2 separate regions of the Homo sapiens genome follow, and region 2 is linked to region 1. Evidence: read pairs that join two places in POLR2A ChIA-PET (ENCODE). Cell type or tissue: GM12878. All regions are shown on one strand.

Region 1 (8,000 bases):
AGTATATCCTTATGTAACAAGCCAAAGGAGAAAAGGAAGAAGACAGAAATGGAAGCAAGACTTTAAAACAGGCACTATTCTAGGCACTGGCGATATAAGCAGTAAACAAAACTAATTCCTTGCCCTTGTGATGAAACATTCCAGTGCAAGAGAAAGACAATGCACAAGTAAATTTATGTCAAATGACAATAAGTGCTATAAAAAAAAAGAGTAAGAAAAAACATGGAGGTAGGAAAACAAAATTTATTTTATACAGGCTGATATTTAAAGTCATGAGACCGGACAACATACAGAGTAAGGGTAGATGAGAAGTCTGAAAATTGAGCCCTAGATAATCCAAAATTTAGAAGTCAGGGAAATAAGAAGAGATCTGTGAATAAGCAGGAAGAGAACTATGAACAGTGGTGACCTGAAAGTCAACTGATCAAAGCATTTCAAGAAGAATGGTGAACTATGCAGTATGATGCTGATAGGTTGAGTAAGATAACTTGAGAATTGACTAATGTAAAGATATTGGTGACCTTGAACTAGCTATTTCAGTGTAACAATAGTGGCAGAAGTCTACTCTGAGTGAGCTTACAGAATAATGGAAACAGATGAATTACAAACTGCAAGTACAGATAACTCAACAAGTTTTGCTACAGTTACCAGAGAAACTGAATAGCTAGAAGGACATAGCTCCAAGGGGATAAAGAATAAAGAAATTTTCTCTCCTGAAGATGGAAACAATTACAGCATATTTGTATGCTCCCGGGGATGATCCAGTAAAAGACAAACTGATGATGCAGGATGGAAGGAGAACAATTGCTGGAATAATTAGTGGAACATAAAAGGTGTAAGGAGATGGGATCCAGTACACAACTGGAGAGTAGAGATAAGGTCTTAGGAGTACAGACTATTCATTTATTACTAACAGAAGAGAAGGTATGCAAAGACTCAAAGAAACAAATTCTCTCCCTTCAAAAAATTCAACATAATAGCGTGGAAAGACAAGTAATAACTACAAAAATATGAAATCGCTTGGAAAAAAAACATTGCTAGAGGGCCACACAAGAGTCACTAACTACATGTGGGAAGGGACGATTGAAAGAAAACAGAAAAGAGAGGAGATACTCATGCATGAATTCAAAAGGCAAATATGACCAAAGAAAACATGTGCCAAGAAAAGAAGCACAAAATAGCACAACAGAAGATGAAGATGAAGATAGAACGTTAAGAACAAAATAGAAGGCCTTGGACATTACCTGCCATTATGAGAAGTTTGTTAGAAGGAATAAAATGAGAGAATACAATCCATTTATACTCTAATTACTGCTTAGTACCTCCTCAGTAATGTATTTTCATAGAATAGCACTTAAATCTATCATGTAGTAACAGTACTGTCTGGCTGGGCACAGTGGTTCATGCCCGTAATTCCAGCACTTTGGGAGATGAAGGCAGGAGGATCACTTGACTCTAGGATCCAGGAATTCGAGACCAGGCTGGGTAGCATGAGGAAACCCCATCTCTACAAAAATTAGCCAGGTGTGGTGGTGCGTGCCTGTCGTCCCAGCTACTCAAGGAGGCTGAAGTGGGAGGATCACTTGAGCCTGGGAGGTGGAGGTTGCAGTGACCTGAGATCACACCACTGCACTGCATCCTGAGAGGGAGTGAGCCACCACCTCAAAAAATAAAATAAGGCATTGAAATTATTTAAAATGTTACCAGTGGTTAATGCAGGGTAGAATAATTATGGAGAATTCTCTCTTTTTGAGATAGGGTCTCACTCTGTTGCCCACACTGGAGTGTACCGGTGTGATCATGGCTCACTACAACCTCAAACTCTTGTGCTCAAGCCATCCTCCTACCTCAGCCTTCCAAGTAGCTGGGACCACACCAGCTTGGTGGTGCACACCACCAAGCCCAGCTAATTTTTTAATTTTTTGTAGAGGTAGGGTCTTGTTTTGTTACCCAGGCTGGCCTCAAACTCATGATCTCCAGCGATCCTCCTGCCTTGACTTAAGATGCTGGGATTACAGGCATGAACCAGCGCGCCCAGCCAGGAATTCTTAAATTTTCTTTTTATCTAAAGTTCCTTCCCTGTGATGACCACATAATACTTCTTTATTGTTATTTAACACTTATCTTCTTGTAATTACTAAAAAATAAATAAAACAAAAGTCAAATCTCTCCTTCCTTTCCCCAGAGAAATGAGCTTGCTGAATACCATCCCTAATCGTTTCTGTACATATATATGAATACGTGAAAAACTATAATTTAAGTAAACATATAACAGTAATGTTTTTTCCTTTTAAAAATGGAATTATACATTTTGTTTTGCCACTAGTTTTCATTCAACAATAAATCAGAGAAGATCTCTCTATTTCAACATATAAAATCACCTATCCTTTTTTATAGCTATGTATTATTTTCATTGTAAAACTGTAACATAATTTAATCTTTATTCAACCAATGGAAAATAAAGTTGTACCAACTTTTTACTACTACAAAAAATGCTACAAAGCCAGCTTTATTCATGGCCTTATCCAATATATAAACAGTAATAGCTAACATTTGAGTGCTTACTATGCCAAGCACAAGCTTCCACACAAAATATACAATATCAGCATACGCATTTGTAGTATTTGTATCATTTGCACTTCTGTAACCTGTCCATATTCATTTTCTCTGAAAATCAATTGCTTTAAAACTGGCCAAAATACACTTAAAAAAATTTTTTTAAGAGATGGAGGGATCTCATTTTGTTGCCCAGGCTGGTCTTGAACTACTGGGCTCAAGCCATCCTCCCATCTCAGCCTCCCAAGTAGCTGGGATTACAAGTATGTGCCACTGTGCCCAGCTTCAGAATACAATTTTAATCTAAGAAATTTCTGGCAAAATATCCCCATGAGTTCTGTGAAAATGCCTGGCATGTAAGCACTCATACATTCATACATTCTACAAATATTATTTGAGAACCTAAAATGTACTGGACCTTGAGTGAATAAAACAGACATGATCTCCGTACTCACGGGCATTTAGCCTAGCAAACATTTAAAGTGAATTAAGTGGAAAGCAAAAAGAAAAGTGAAGAGGGGAACACATCAGCTACAGAAAGACTAGTACCATTTGTGTCAACACAACTGACACAATTATAACTGACTCTTAAGCCAGTCTTCCACATCCTATAGATTTAAACTACTGCTTTATTCTTAAAATACTGCTTTACTTTTATCATTTTCATGCTCAAGAACCCACAAATTTTCTTAGTATTTACCACGTATACACTTCACCCATTTTCTACATTAGCTATTTCAAACCTTCACACTCAAGGCTTCCCCTATGCATCCCACTATTTCCCTTAGAGTTCCCCAGAGGACCACCTAAGTACATTTCAATGACTACTTTACAAATAAGAGGGGAAAGTCACCCTTTCAAGTTTTCACTGCCTGCATCCATACTCGTTACTTCCTTCACTTTAAGTGAAGATATTTTCTCGTCTCTCTAAAATGAGCCTCTCTGGGTATGTTCTTAAGATTAATCCTGTCACCTCACAACTATCTAAGAATCTATTATTATTATGAATACAGACAGTATTAATAATTAGTAATTAATAATTACTAATACTGACAGTATTATTACTAATACAGACAGTAATCTATTACTGTCTGTATCTTCAACTTCTCTACTGATTCTTTTTTTCTCAAGCAAGACATGCTCACCTCTTATTCATCTTGAAAAAAACTCTCTCTTGCTACAATGCACTGTTTTTATCCTAAAATCTCCTCTCATCCCTTCCCCTTTAAAACCAAACAATGTGTACCTCATCATTCAAAATTTCTCACTCTTGGCCGGGCGTGGTGCCTCAGGCCTGCAATCCCAGCACTTTGGGAGGCTGAGACAGGTGGATCACCTGAGGTCAGGAGTTCAAAACCAGCCTGGCCAAGATGATGAAATCCCCTCTCTACTAAAAATACAAAAATAAGCTGGGCATGGCGGCACATGCCTGTAACCCCAGCTGCTTTGGAGGCTGAGGCACGAGAATTGCTTGAACTCGGGAAGTGGAAGTTGCAGTGAGCCAAGATCACACCACTGCACTCCAGCCTGGGTGACAGAGCAAGACTCCATCTCAGTCAATCAATTTCTCACTCTCCATTCATCCTTAACTCACTACAACCTGGTTTCTGCCTCCATACCATTCCTTTGAAACTGCTTTCACCAGTAATAATTTCTCGAGTCTCCAAAAGGGATTCAGTCCTAGTACTGCTTGACCTCTCAGTTTTATCTATCATCACTCCTTGCTTCAAGAATTCTCCTCCACTGGTTCATTAAAAAAAAAAAAAAAAAAAAAAAAAAAAAAGCCACTATCACCTGCTTCCCAACTGCTCCTTTTCAATTTCAATTGTTTATAGGTTGCTCTTCTTCTGTGTCCTTATGAAGATCCTTAGCCTTAGAGACATTAGTTAACTTGCTAAAGGTCACATAACCAGTAGACAGCAAGCTAGAAACACAAATGACAAAACAAAAAGTCATACTTTACATATCCCTATTCTAGCACCTATTATATTTAATGCATTTCAGTTTCAGTATCTGCTCCCTGACTCTCCTACAGCAGATCATAAGCTTCTTAAAAGCAAAAGAGCTTTTACCATCATTCAGTTCTTTAAAAACAGGGCGTTTTTGTTTGTTTTTTGGTTTTCTTTTTGAGACAGTCTGGTTCTGTTGCCCAGCCTAGAGTGCAGTGGGCGCGATCTTGACTCACTGCAACCTCTGCCTCCCGGGTTCAAGCGATTCTCCTGCCTCAGCCTCCCCAGTATCTGGGATTACAGGCATCCGCCACCACACCCAGCTAATTTTTGTATTTTAGTAGAGACAGGGTTTCACCATGTTGGCCAGGTAGGTCTCCAACTCCTGACCTCACGTGATCCACCAGCCTCAGCCTCCCAAAGTGCTGGGATTACAGGCGTGAGCCACGGCGCCCAGTCAGAAAAACAGAGAGTTTTTTGTTCTGGTTTTGTTTTTTTGAGACAGAGGCAGGTGATCTTCCTGCCTTGGCCGCCCAAAGTGCTAGGATTACAGGTGTGAGCTACTGCACCTGGCCAACAGAGAGCTTTTTAATGCTAAATCTTATTTTCCTAAAACACACAGACATACACACACACACACAACTTCAGTTAGAAACAATATACACTCTTTCTATTCTTACTAGCCCATCAGCCCACTTTAAAGAAATCAGTCAGGCCCGGTGCAGTGGCTCATGCCAGTACTCCCAGCACTTTGGGAGGCCAAGGTGGGCTGATTGAGCTCAGGAGTTTGAGACTAGCCTGGGCAACAGAGCGAAACCCAACTCTACAAAAAAGGACAAAAATTAGCTGGGCATGATGGTGTGCACATGTAGTCCCAGCTACTTAGGAGGCCAAGGTGGGGAGGATGGCTTGAACCTGGGAGGTGGAGGCTGCAGTGAGTTGAGATCACACCACTGCACTCCAGCCTGGGTGACAGACCCAGACTGTCTCAAACACAAAACAAAACAAAATAAGGAAATCAGTCTAAGGAATAGTAAGAGACAAAAGATATGTTTATTAAAGTTATACTAGTATTCATAAGATTTAACATATTTCAATCTTAAAAGCACTTACTTTGTTAAATGAGTTTGAATCTCGTGAAGTAATACCTAGGTTACCTTTACTTTACAAGACAAGTGAGAGTGCAAAACAAAAAGAAATTTGGATTCACTTGTTCATTTGTTATCAGACTAAGGAATTGTCAATCTCATGGAATTTACACACATGGAAGTCATAATGATTTCTTTTGTAGCTGTGAGATTTTGTGATCATTTTAGCAATATTTGTGTGTCTGTGTGTGTGTGAAATGAAACACACACAAATGAAATTACTGGCTCATGTATTGAATGAAGCATTACGGTTCCAGGAGTTTTCATTGTAAATATCAACAAATAAACCTATGTTCTTCCCATCCAATACAAAAAAAAAAGTTCTCTTGTTTTCTGGTGTATAGTTTTCTTCTGATACCTCAGATTTGTATAAGGCTTCTGCTCAGTATACGTGCTGCCAAAGTGAGCAAAAGGCTTCTGCTCAGAAGTGAGCCACTTCACTAGCAAACTATTCAGGAAGCCAACAAATGTTAGTGTTCTCAATGCAACTGTTCCACTCACTGGAATTGTGATCCTCCTCCTGTTCCACAGCATATAATAGTAAACAACATAATATTCAGAAATAGCCTGTACCTTATTCAGCACACACCCACCCATTATTTTCTATAATATATGGAATTTTTATTTATTTATTTATTTATTTATTTATTTATTTATTTATTTATGTTTGAGACAGAGTCTTGCTCTGTTGCCCAGGCTGGAATGCAGTAGCACAATTTCAGCTCACTGCAACCTCTGCCTCCCAAGTTCAAGCGATTCCCCTGCCTCTGCCTCCCAAGTAGTTGGGATTACAAGCACCTGCCACTACAACTGGCTAATTTTTTTATTTTTAGTAGCGACAGGGTTTCACCATGTTGGCCAGGCTGGTCTTGAACTCCTGACCTCAGATGATCCACCCACCTCCGCCTCCCAAAGTGCTGGGATTACAGGCGTGAGCCCCCACGCCCAGCCTGAAAATTTATTAAGATAACCATCTCCTCACTTGTAACAGTCTGACCAAAATTTAAATTAGAAGGACTTGCCCTTCAGAAGTTTATATGCCTTTTCGACAGGGCGTGGTAGCTCACACCTGTAATCCCAGCACTTTGAGAGGCAGAGGCAGGCAGATCTCTTGAGGTCAGGAGTTCGAGACCAGCCTGGGCAACTTGGTGAGACACCTGCCCCCACCACCACCTCCATTTCTACAAAAAATTAGCCGGACATGGTGGGGCAGGTTGTGATGGTGCCTCTGTACTCCAGCCTGGGCGATGAATTGAAATCCTGTCTCAAAATTTTTTTTAATCATTAAAAAAAAAAAAAAAGAAGTTTACATACCTTTTCATTTGTTCTTTCCTTCTCCATAGAAATACAGGTCTTTTTACGAGCAGGTTAAACATGGAAAGTGCTCTGTACTTGTTTTAGTCAATCCAAAATACCTAACGTTAAGTGTTCTTCATTGTTAAAATTTACTATTCAGAATGCACCACAGCCAGGCCAGGTGCAGTGGCTCACCTGTGCCTGTAATCCCAGCACTATGGGAGGCCAAGGAGGGCAGATCATCTGAGGTCAGGAGTTTGAGACCAGCCTAGGCAAAATGGCGAAATCTCATCTCTACAAAAGCTTAGCTGGGCATGATGGCACGTGCCTGTAGTCCCAGCTACTGGAGAGCCTGAGGTGGAAGGATCACCTAAGCCTGGGAGGTCGAGGCTGCAGTGAGCCGTGATGGCGCCACTGCACTCCAGCCTGGGTTACAAAGTGAGACCCTGCCTCAAAAATAAAAATAAAAATAAAAAATAAATAGAATACACCACTACTAATCCTGCCCAACCAGAATTTCCACTCAACACCAATAAAAATTTGAATATCAATTCCCAACCTGAAGTCCCTTAACCCTTCCAGAAGGGAAGGGAATCAATACTTGGTAAGCATTTAATACAGATCCCTAAAAAAGCATAATAGGTGTCCTGGAAATATGCCCAACATTTCAAAAAAGCGGAATACAAATTACACATATGCTGAAGTAAAATTCCGCAGGCTATTAATAAATGCAGACTGGTAAATCTTTCAAGGTATTATTTCACCACAATATTCCTCTAAATGGGTCCTCCTCTGGTACTTATTCAAAAGATATATAATATGATGCTATGTACTGTAATGGATCGTGCACAAAATCCTACTGAAATACAATGGAAGGAGGAATTAGTTCTGCCTAGAAAGACTTCACAGAGGGAATATCTCAGCAGAATCTGGAAGGATAATTCAGCTCTGTGGGCTGCAGATGCGTCTAAGTGTGTTTCTGGTTACAAAAATTCATAGAATTGAATTTGGATAAGTCTTTAAAGATCACCTAGTCCTGAGGCTTTCCACC
Region 2 (8,000 bases), 380 kb before region 1:
TTCAAGCGATTCTCATGCCTCAGCCTCCCAAGTAGCTGGGATTACAGGTGCCCGCCACCACATCCAGCTAATTTTTGTATTTTTAGTAGAGATGGGGTTTCGCCATGTTGGCCAGGTTGGTCTTGAACTACTGACCTCAGGTGATCCACCCACCTCAGCCTCCCAAAGTGCTGGGATTACAGGTGTGAGCCACCATGCGCAGTCGAGTCTTTCTATTTTTAAGTAGGTGAAAGAAAATTACAGGCCAGGCACAGTGGCTCATGCCTGTAATCTCAACACTTTGGGAGGCCAAGGCGGGTGGATCACCTGAGGTCAGGAGTTCGAGACCAGCCTGGCCAATATGGCAACACCTCGTCTCTACTAAAAATACAAAAAAAAAAAAATAGCTGGACATGGTGGCGGGCACCTGTAATCCCAGCTACTAGGAAGGCTGAGGCAGCAGAATTGCTTTAAGCCAGGAGGCAGAGGTTGCAGTGAGCTGAGACTGTGCCATTGCACTCCAGCCTGGGCTACAAGAGCGAGACTGCATCTCAAAAAAAAAAAAAAAAAAAAAATTAGAGAAGGCCTACAATTTTGCAACACTTAAATCTGGTGGAACATATAAAATAATCATAAATAGGGACAACTTATTTGTATCAAAGACAGTACCTTGTGACTAGATTGGACAATATAGGGAGATCCTGTCTCTATAAAAAATGAAAAGTAAAAACAGAGATTACCTTTAATACAGGCAAAAGGACACTGCCTGTGAAAATACTGAGACTGATATATTTATAATTTTCTTTTCTTTTTTTTCTTTTTTGAGACAGAGTTTTGCTCTTGTTACCCAGGCTGGAGTACAGTGGCATGATCTCCACTCACTGCAACCTCTGCCTCCCAGGGTCAAGTGATTCTCCTCCCTCAGCCTCCCGCCACCACACCTGGCTAATTTTTGTGTGTGTGTGTGTGTATTTTTAGTAGAGACGGGGGCTTCATCACGTTGGCCAGGCTAGTCTTGAACTCCTGACCTCAGGTGATCCATCTGCCTCGGCCTCCGAAAATGCTGGGATTACAGGCATAAGCCACTGCGCCCAGCCTATAATTTTCAATAAGAAAAAAATTAGAATTAAGAATATTCTCCATCTAGCAAAATTTTTCCTGAGCTAACTGGGGACAGCAGCACATATAAAGTATGTTAGCAACTAAAAACATTATTGGTTATAGTGAAGCATCAACTGTAGAAGTTAACAACCACAAGTATAAAATGTAACTCTGCAAAATACTGCAATTTTATGAAAAAATTAAAACTAGTAAAACCAGATGGAAAATCATATTCAGAAAAGTATCAGTGACACAGTATTAGTGACAGATTTGACCGAGAAACTGATAAAAATATTTATTACCAAAAATAGTTTGTTTTTAAATATTCAACTGAAGTCCATGTTAAAAACTTTGTTATAATGTACAACAAAATGTTTTAGAAATTGTTTTTGAAAACAGACTTTAAATGGAGCTATTTTATTGATCTACTAATGCAATAAAAACTATTTTAATGGTTGAAAAAAGTAAATATTCCAAAAATATATAGAATTTTAAATATTTGTAGTACCCCCTTTCATTCTCAAAAATGTACCAGTTTGAATGAAAAATTATATAGTCATCTACTTAGTTATGACAACAGTATAAATACTTTGCCAAAGACAGCAAATTAAATATGTTCCCTCAATAATAAAAAGTTAATTTTAATTGGATTTTTTGAATACAGGGAAAAAAAACCTCATACACAGTAAGAAATCCTGATCTCCAACCTGTGCCTTAATAATCCTCACATTACAGGTTCATTGGTTACTACCTAAACACATAGGAGAAGATATTAGCTCACCAAAGTGTTCTAAAGTACACCCTGTGCTGATAACTACACTAATGTGATACAGCTAAGTGAGAATGGAAAAAGCCATCCAAAGTGCCAAGTCACTCATCAAGCAAGATGATCAAAGAGTGTTTCTGGTGTGTCTCAGTAAAATTGGCTTTTGTTGTTATTGTCGGACTATGAACATGATCACTTTTTAGGCAGGGAAAAAAAAATCACATATAATGAATGAACAGAGGAAAAAATTGAAAGGCATAGCTTATTAAATGGTAACAATGATTATCTCTGGATAGCAAGATCATAAATGATTTTTACATTCTTCTTCATACTACTCTGCAGTCTCTGGAAACTCTGAGAATAAACACATCCTAATTATATAATAAGAATGAAACAATAAGGCTATTTTCAATCTAGAGAAAAATATAAAAATCCCCAAATGTGATCAGTATATAAAACTGCATATGAATTTTTAACAATCAAATTAATTTCTAAAGGAAAACTTTAACTCCAACTGTCAAAATCAAAATCTGACCTTTTACAATTCTGTTATTACAATTTAAAAGCAATTATATATTCATTACCTATATCATAAATTCTTACCAGCTGTCACAAAGTTAAATATTCATAAATGTCAGAATTCTTTTGAAAGAGTCCATTGCTATTTCTTACTAGTCTGAAAAATGTAAAGTACCTGTAAACAAGAGATGCTAGAAAGCCAATAAAGTTTTGTAAAAAAAAAAAAAAAAAAAAAAAACTCAGACTTTGTATCAGAAAGGTATTCAAAGCCCATTCTACTACTTCTTAGGTATGATCTTTAGTAGCTTATTTTACCTCCTTGAAAAGCCTGTTTCCTGATCTGGTTGGTTTTGAGACAGGATCCCACTCAGTCCTGGCTGAAGTGCAGTGATACAATCACACTGCTGCCTCAAACCTCTGAGCTTAAACAATCTTCCCAAGTAGCTGGAATTATAGGCATGAGCCACTACACCCAGCCTCTCCTCCTTTCTTTAGTAATAGTACCCCTAAGCTTTACATACACACACCTAGCTAAAACCTACATTTCCCAACCTCTCTTGCAATTTCAGTTATTCATCAATGGAATGATAAAAGAAATGTGTCCAACTCCGAGGATGTGCATCTAAAGAGAAAGGAAATGCCTTCTGACTCCTAACCCTTCTCATAGCTGGCTAGAATACAGATATAGTGACAGAATCTAGAGAAGCTATCTTGGATTGCGACGGAAAACATGGGAAAAATACAGCAACACGAGAAAAAAAGCCTGAGTCCCTGACACCATCATGAAGCTCCTACAGCACTCTACACCACCTACCCCACTTGGATTGTTACTTGTTACTTGAAATTTGTGATTTTGGTTTAAACCAATATCCTAACTAATGTAAAAAAAAAAAACAAAACAAAAGGAGGAACTGCTATTTTTGTTAAGGAAAAAATATGTTATTATAATTACATATATAGCTATAGAAATGTAAATATAATAAACTTTACTAAGAAAAAAATTTTTACAAAGTATAGCCTAGTATACCATATATATATATATATATATGTATGTATGTATGTATGTATTTTTTTTTTTTTGGAGATGGCGTCTCCCTCCGTCACCCAGGTTAGAGTGCAATCACGTGATCTCGGCTCACTGCAATCTCCGCCTCCCGGGTTCCAGCAATTCTCCAGCCTTAGCCTCCCAAGTAGCTGGGACTACAGGTGCACACCACCACGCCAGACTATTTTATTTTTAGTAGAGACAGGGTTTCACCATGTTTTGCAGGCTGGTCTCAAACTCCTGGCCTCAGGTGACTAGTACAGCATCTTAAGGTGTTTAGGTGGTATTATAATTCCCAGTCGTCTGTTTCCCTCTTGTATACACAGAGTATATAGCCTCTCTCTCTTTAAGAGTAGTATTAATATCCCTGCCTGTTGCCATGTGACTTGTGGTGTCTCTCCGTGGGTGTTCCAAGGGTGGGTTTGGCCATATAACTTGTTTTGGCCACTGAATCTGGGAGAAAGTTCCAGTTCCAAGTAGAAGCTTCAACAGCTATTGTGTGTTTCTGACAGGTCTTACTGTTTTCTCTCTACCAAGAGAACAATATGTCACAAATAGGGACTGCTCCTCCAGCCCGGATCCTCAAATGAGAAAGAATCACAGAGCAGAACCATAGCTGATTCCTAGGAAGCCTATAACGTGAAAAACAAATAAACCCTTCTTATTGTAAGCTACTCATATTTTGGCTTGTTTCTTAGTGCAGCATAATCTAGCAAATGTTAACACATAAGTAAATCAACACCAAAGTGTATCAAGTAGTAATAAAAAAGATCCCAGTTACTAAGGAAATTTATAGGTTAATAATTAAATGTCAAGAATTGTCTCATATGGAATTTCTGGTGTCATTTTTAGGGGAGGGTTATGTGGGAGGAGATATTAGAGTACATGACTTTGAGAGTACAAGATTCTCTAACACACAAAATAAACTGAAATTTTAAATGATTTAGTCTTATTATAAATGGTTACAGTACAATGTGGAAGGCCAGGCATGGTGGCTCACACCTATAATCCCAGCACTCTGGGCGGCCAAAGCGGGCAAATCACGAGGTCAGGAGTTCAAGACCAGCCTGACCATCATGGTGAAACCCCATCTCTACTAAAAATACAAAAAATTAGCTGGGCGTGGTGGCGGGTGCCTGTAATCCCAGCTACTCGGGAGGCTGAGGCAGGAGAATCGCTTGAACCCGGGAGGCAGAGGTTGCAGTGAGCCGAGATCATGCCATTGCACTCCCGCCTGGGCAACAGTGCGAGACTCCATCTCAAAAAAAAAAAAAAAAAAAAACAGAAGTGAAAGTAAAATAAAGAGACAACCTCTAAAACATAATGCCAATCTTTTCTCAGTTAATCACAAGGTCAGATACTAGGGAGTCGTCAGTAAATAAATTAATAAAATGGAGAGGGGAGTGGGTATGATTATAGAGGGTAACACAAAGGATCTTTGTGACAGAGCAAGTCTTTATTTTGATTACGCTTACAGTTACATGAACCCACACATAATAAAACTGCATATGGATAGAACTATATATGCAAACACACTAATGAGTATCTATAAAACCGGCAAAATTTAAATAAGGTCTGTGGGTTATACCAATGTCAATTTCCTGTTTTTGCTATTGCTGTAGTTATGTAAGATGTTACAATTAGGGAAAATTGGATGAAGGGTGCATAGAGCCTCTCGGTACTACTTTTTGCAACTTCCCATGAAAAGGCAGTATTGAAGACCAATGTGAAGTAGAGAGAAGGTGGCAAATCAGGCAGTAAGAACACTGTGCGATGGCAAATCAGGGCCAGGTAGTAAAAGGAAGACAATGGAATAGATTTTATCCCTTCAAATAAACCACTCTTTTTAGTTTTGCTCTTTAAAAAATTTTTTAGTCTCTTAATGCACACAATTTTCTGTAATTTGCCATAAAATTATTTCTGACATATTAACACATAAAAATTCAACTACTTAGAATTCCACCTTCTATTACTCCATTTTCAAGAGGGCTGAGAAATCAGAATGGGGACTAGCCACCACAGCCTTTCAACTCCCACCTCAACCACCACCACCACCCTTTAAAGATAGAATAGCAACTCCTAAGGCCAAAGTACTAAATGAATACACCAAGAGTCTATGTTTTTATACACATAGGTTTATAGTTTGCAAGACAGAACATTTAGAAGCTTTTGATAGGCTATCCATATCTAGAAAAGGCTTGTATATTTTACAATGTAAAAGAAAACAGGATGAAAACTAAGAGTAAACAGAAGAATGAAAAATAGTAAGGAGCAATAGTGATTAACAGCAATCCAAAGTGACAAGGAAAATAGAAACCGGAAGCTGTTTGCTTATTACAGAAGCTAGTAATAAGAGAAATTTGAGAAAGGAGAACAACTCTAAAGCTAGGGTGGAGGGCGTGGTGGGGCAGAGAAAGGCAAATCACCTGGGCAGTCCTCACCTTTAGAACTGGAGAGGGTGGGGAGTCAAGGAAACACAAGCAGCCACTTGAGCAGTTCCCTTACAGAATGCACAGTGCACATATTCCTCAGCTCTGTAATTCCCAACTCATTTAATTTTTTTTTTTTTTTTTTTTTGAGACAGAGTGTTGCCCAGTCTGTTGCCCAGGCTGGAGTGCAGTGGCACAATCTCCACTCACCGCAGCCTCCACCTCCGGGGCTCAAGTGATTCTTCCCTCAGCCTCCTAAGCAGATGGGACCACACCCAGCTAATTTTTGTATTTTTTGTAGAGATGGGTTTTCACCATGTTGCCTAGGCTGGTCTCAAACTCCTGGATTTAAGTGATCCACCTGCCTCGGCCTCCCAAAGTGCTGAGATTACAGGCATGAGCCGCTGTGCCTGGCCCTCATTTAATAATTTAATAGACATAAACTGGATGCTTTCTAGGTACAAGACAATAGGTTAAGGTGTCTGGAGTTAAAATAATCAGATAGGGCTCCTGCCTTCAAGGGCTTAAATTCTAGTAAAAATTGTAATGCTACCTTCTGCAAACACGCTAACATCTCATGTTTGTTCCATAACAAAACATTACAAATTGACTTAGCAGGCAAAGACCTAGGAATACTGTAAATACAGTATTCTAAAGAAAGTTTTCAAAATCCAGATAAAAAAATATATTTGCTCTGGAGATTCACTTCTTTCAAAAATGAAAGAAGAAAGGGACTTTAGAATAGACAAAAGAATTTCAAAGAGATAGTACAGAAAATACTACTGAAAAACGATGGATGTAAAGACCATATCACCAACTCAAACCAGTAATGGGCCAGTTTTTAATTGAATACAACTCAATTTGATCAAAAATCTAGGTGACATAGAGACAGAATGAAAGCAAAGTATAGCTTGGGTCTTTCATCAGAAGACTTAGTGAGCCCTATATACATCATTCTAGGTAGGCCAAAAAAACAAACAAACAAACAAAAAAAACAGATCAGTGGAAGAAGCATGATCTTTAAGCATGAATGACTAATATACGAATTTATAAAAATCCTCTCACCTCCTTTGTAGCCCCTCAAATGGCAGCTGTCAGGTTTTAACGACCTGCCTATCTCAGGTTTTAGAAATGTGAATAAACTCCTCTTTGCTCACCAGCAGCTTGTCCACATTACACTATTTAACTTCTTGTTTTAAAAAACAAAAACAACAGCCGGGCGCGGTGGCTCACGCCTGTAATCCCAGCACTTTGGGAGGCCAAGGCGGGCGGATCACAAGATCAGGAGTTCGAGACCATCCTGCCTAACACAGTGAAACCCCGTCTCTACTAAAAATACAAAAAAAAGGCCAGGCACAGTGGCTCACGCCTGTAATCCCAGCACTTTGGGAGGCCAAGGCGGGCGAATCATGAGGTCAGGAGATTGAAACCATCCTGGCTAACATGGTGAAACCCCATCTCTACTAAAAATACAAAAAATTAGCCAGACGTGGTGGTGGGCGCCTGTAGTCCCAGCTACTCGGGAGGCTGAGGCAGGAGAATGGCGTGAACCCGGGAGGCGGAGCTTGCAGTGAGCCAAGATCGCGCCACTGCACTCCAGCCTGGATGACAGAGCGAGACTCCATCCTCCAAAAAAATAAAAATTAGCCAGGCGTGGTGGTGGGCGCCTGTAGTCCCAGCTACTCTGGAGGCTGAGGCAGGAGAATGGCATGAACTCAGGAGGCGGAGCTTGCAGTGAGCCGAGATCGCACCACTGCACTCCAGCCTGGGCGACAGAGCAAGACTCAGTCTCAAATTAAATAAATAAATAAATAAATAAATAAATAAATAAATAAATAAATAAATAAAAATAAAGCTCTATTCTTTTGAGGCTCTTAACTTTCTTTTTTTGGGGGGTGGATGGGAGGACAGAGTCTCCCTCTGTCGCCCAGGCTGGAGTGCAATGGCACGATCTCGGCTCACTGCAACCTCCGCCTTCTGGGTTCAAGCGATTCTCCTGCCTCAGCCTCCCGAGTAGCTGGGATTACAGGCGTCACGCCTGGCTAATTTTTGTATTTTTTTTAGTAGAGACGGGGTTTTACTATGTTGGCCAGGCTGGTCATGAACTCCTGACCTCAGGTGATCCACCAGCCTCGGCCTCCCAAAGTGCTGGGATTACAGG

The links. Peaks named below come from ENCODE experiments on the same cell type or tissue, not always from the same donor. Only the 100,000 strongest peaks of a DNase experiment are listed, where the experiment ranks them.
Region 2: POLR2A ChIA-PET joins it to region 1 with 10 read pairs; 2 of 35 experiments call an interaction of 5 or more read pairs at or near these places.

What each region holds. Positions count from the first base shown.
Region 1 is chr1:51,867,207-51,875,206 of GRCh38, forward strand. All of the region lies in intron 1 of NRDC (nardilysin convertase), which reads right to left. Among named protein-coding and RNA genes, the nearest start is that of NRDC, 7.5 kb to the right of the region's middle. In GM12878, no CTCF peak of the experiment used is centred here; no DNase peak of the experiment used is centred here; H3K4me3 peaks cover 452 bases; H3K27ac peaks cover 159 bases.
Region 2 is chr1:51,485,894-51,493,893 of GRCh38, forward strand. The region is part of intron 1 of EPS15 (epidermal growth factor receptor pathway substrate 15); the gene reads right to left. Among named protein-coding and RNA genes, the nearest start is that of EPS15-AS1, 28 kb to the right of the region's middle. In GM12878, no CTCF peak of the experiment used is centred here; no DNase peak of the experiment used is centred here; H3K4me3 peaks cover 1,776 bases; H3K27ac peaks cover 3,064 bases.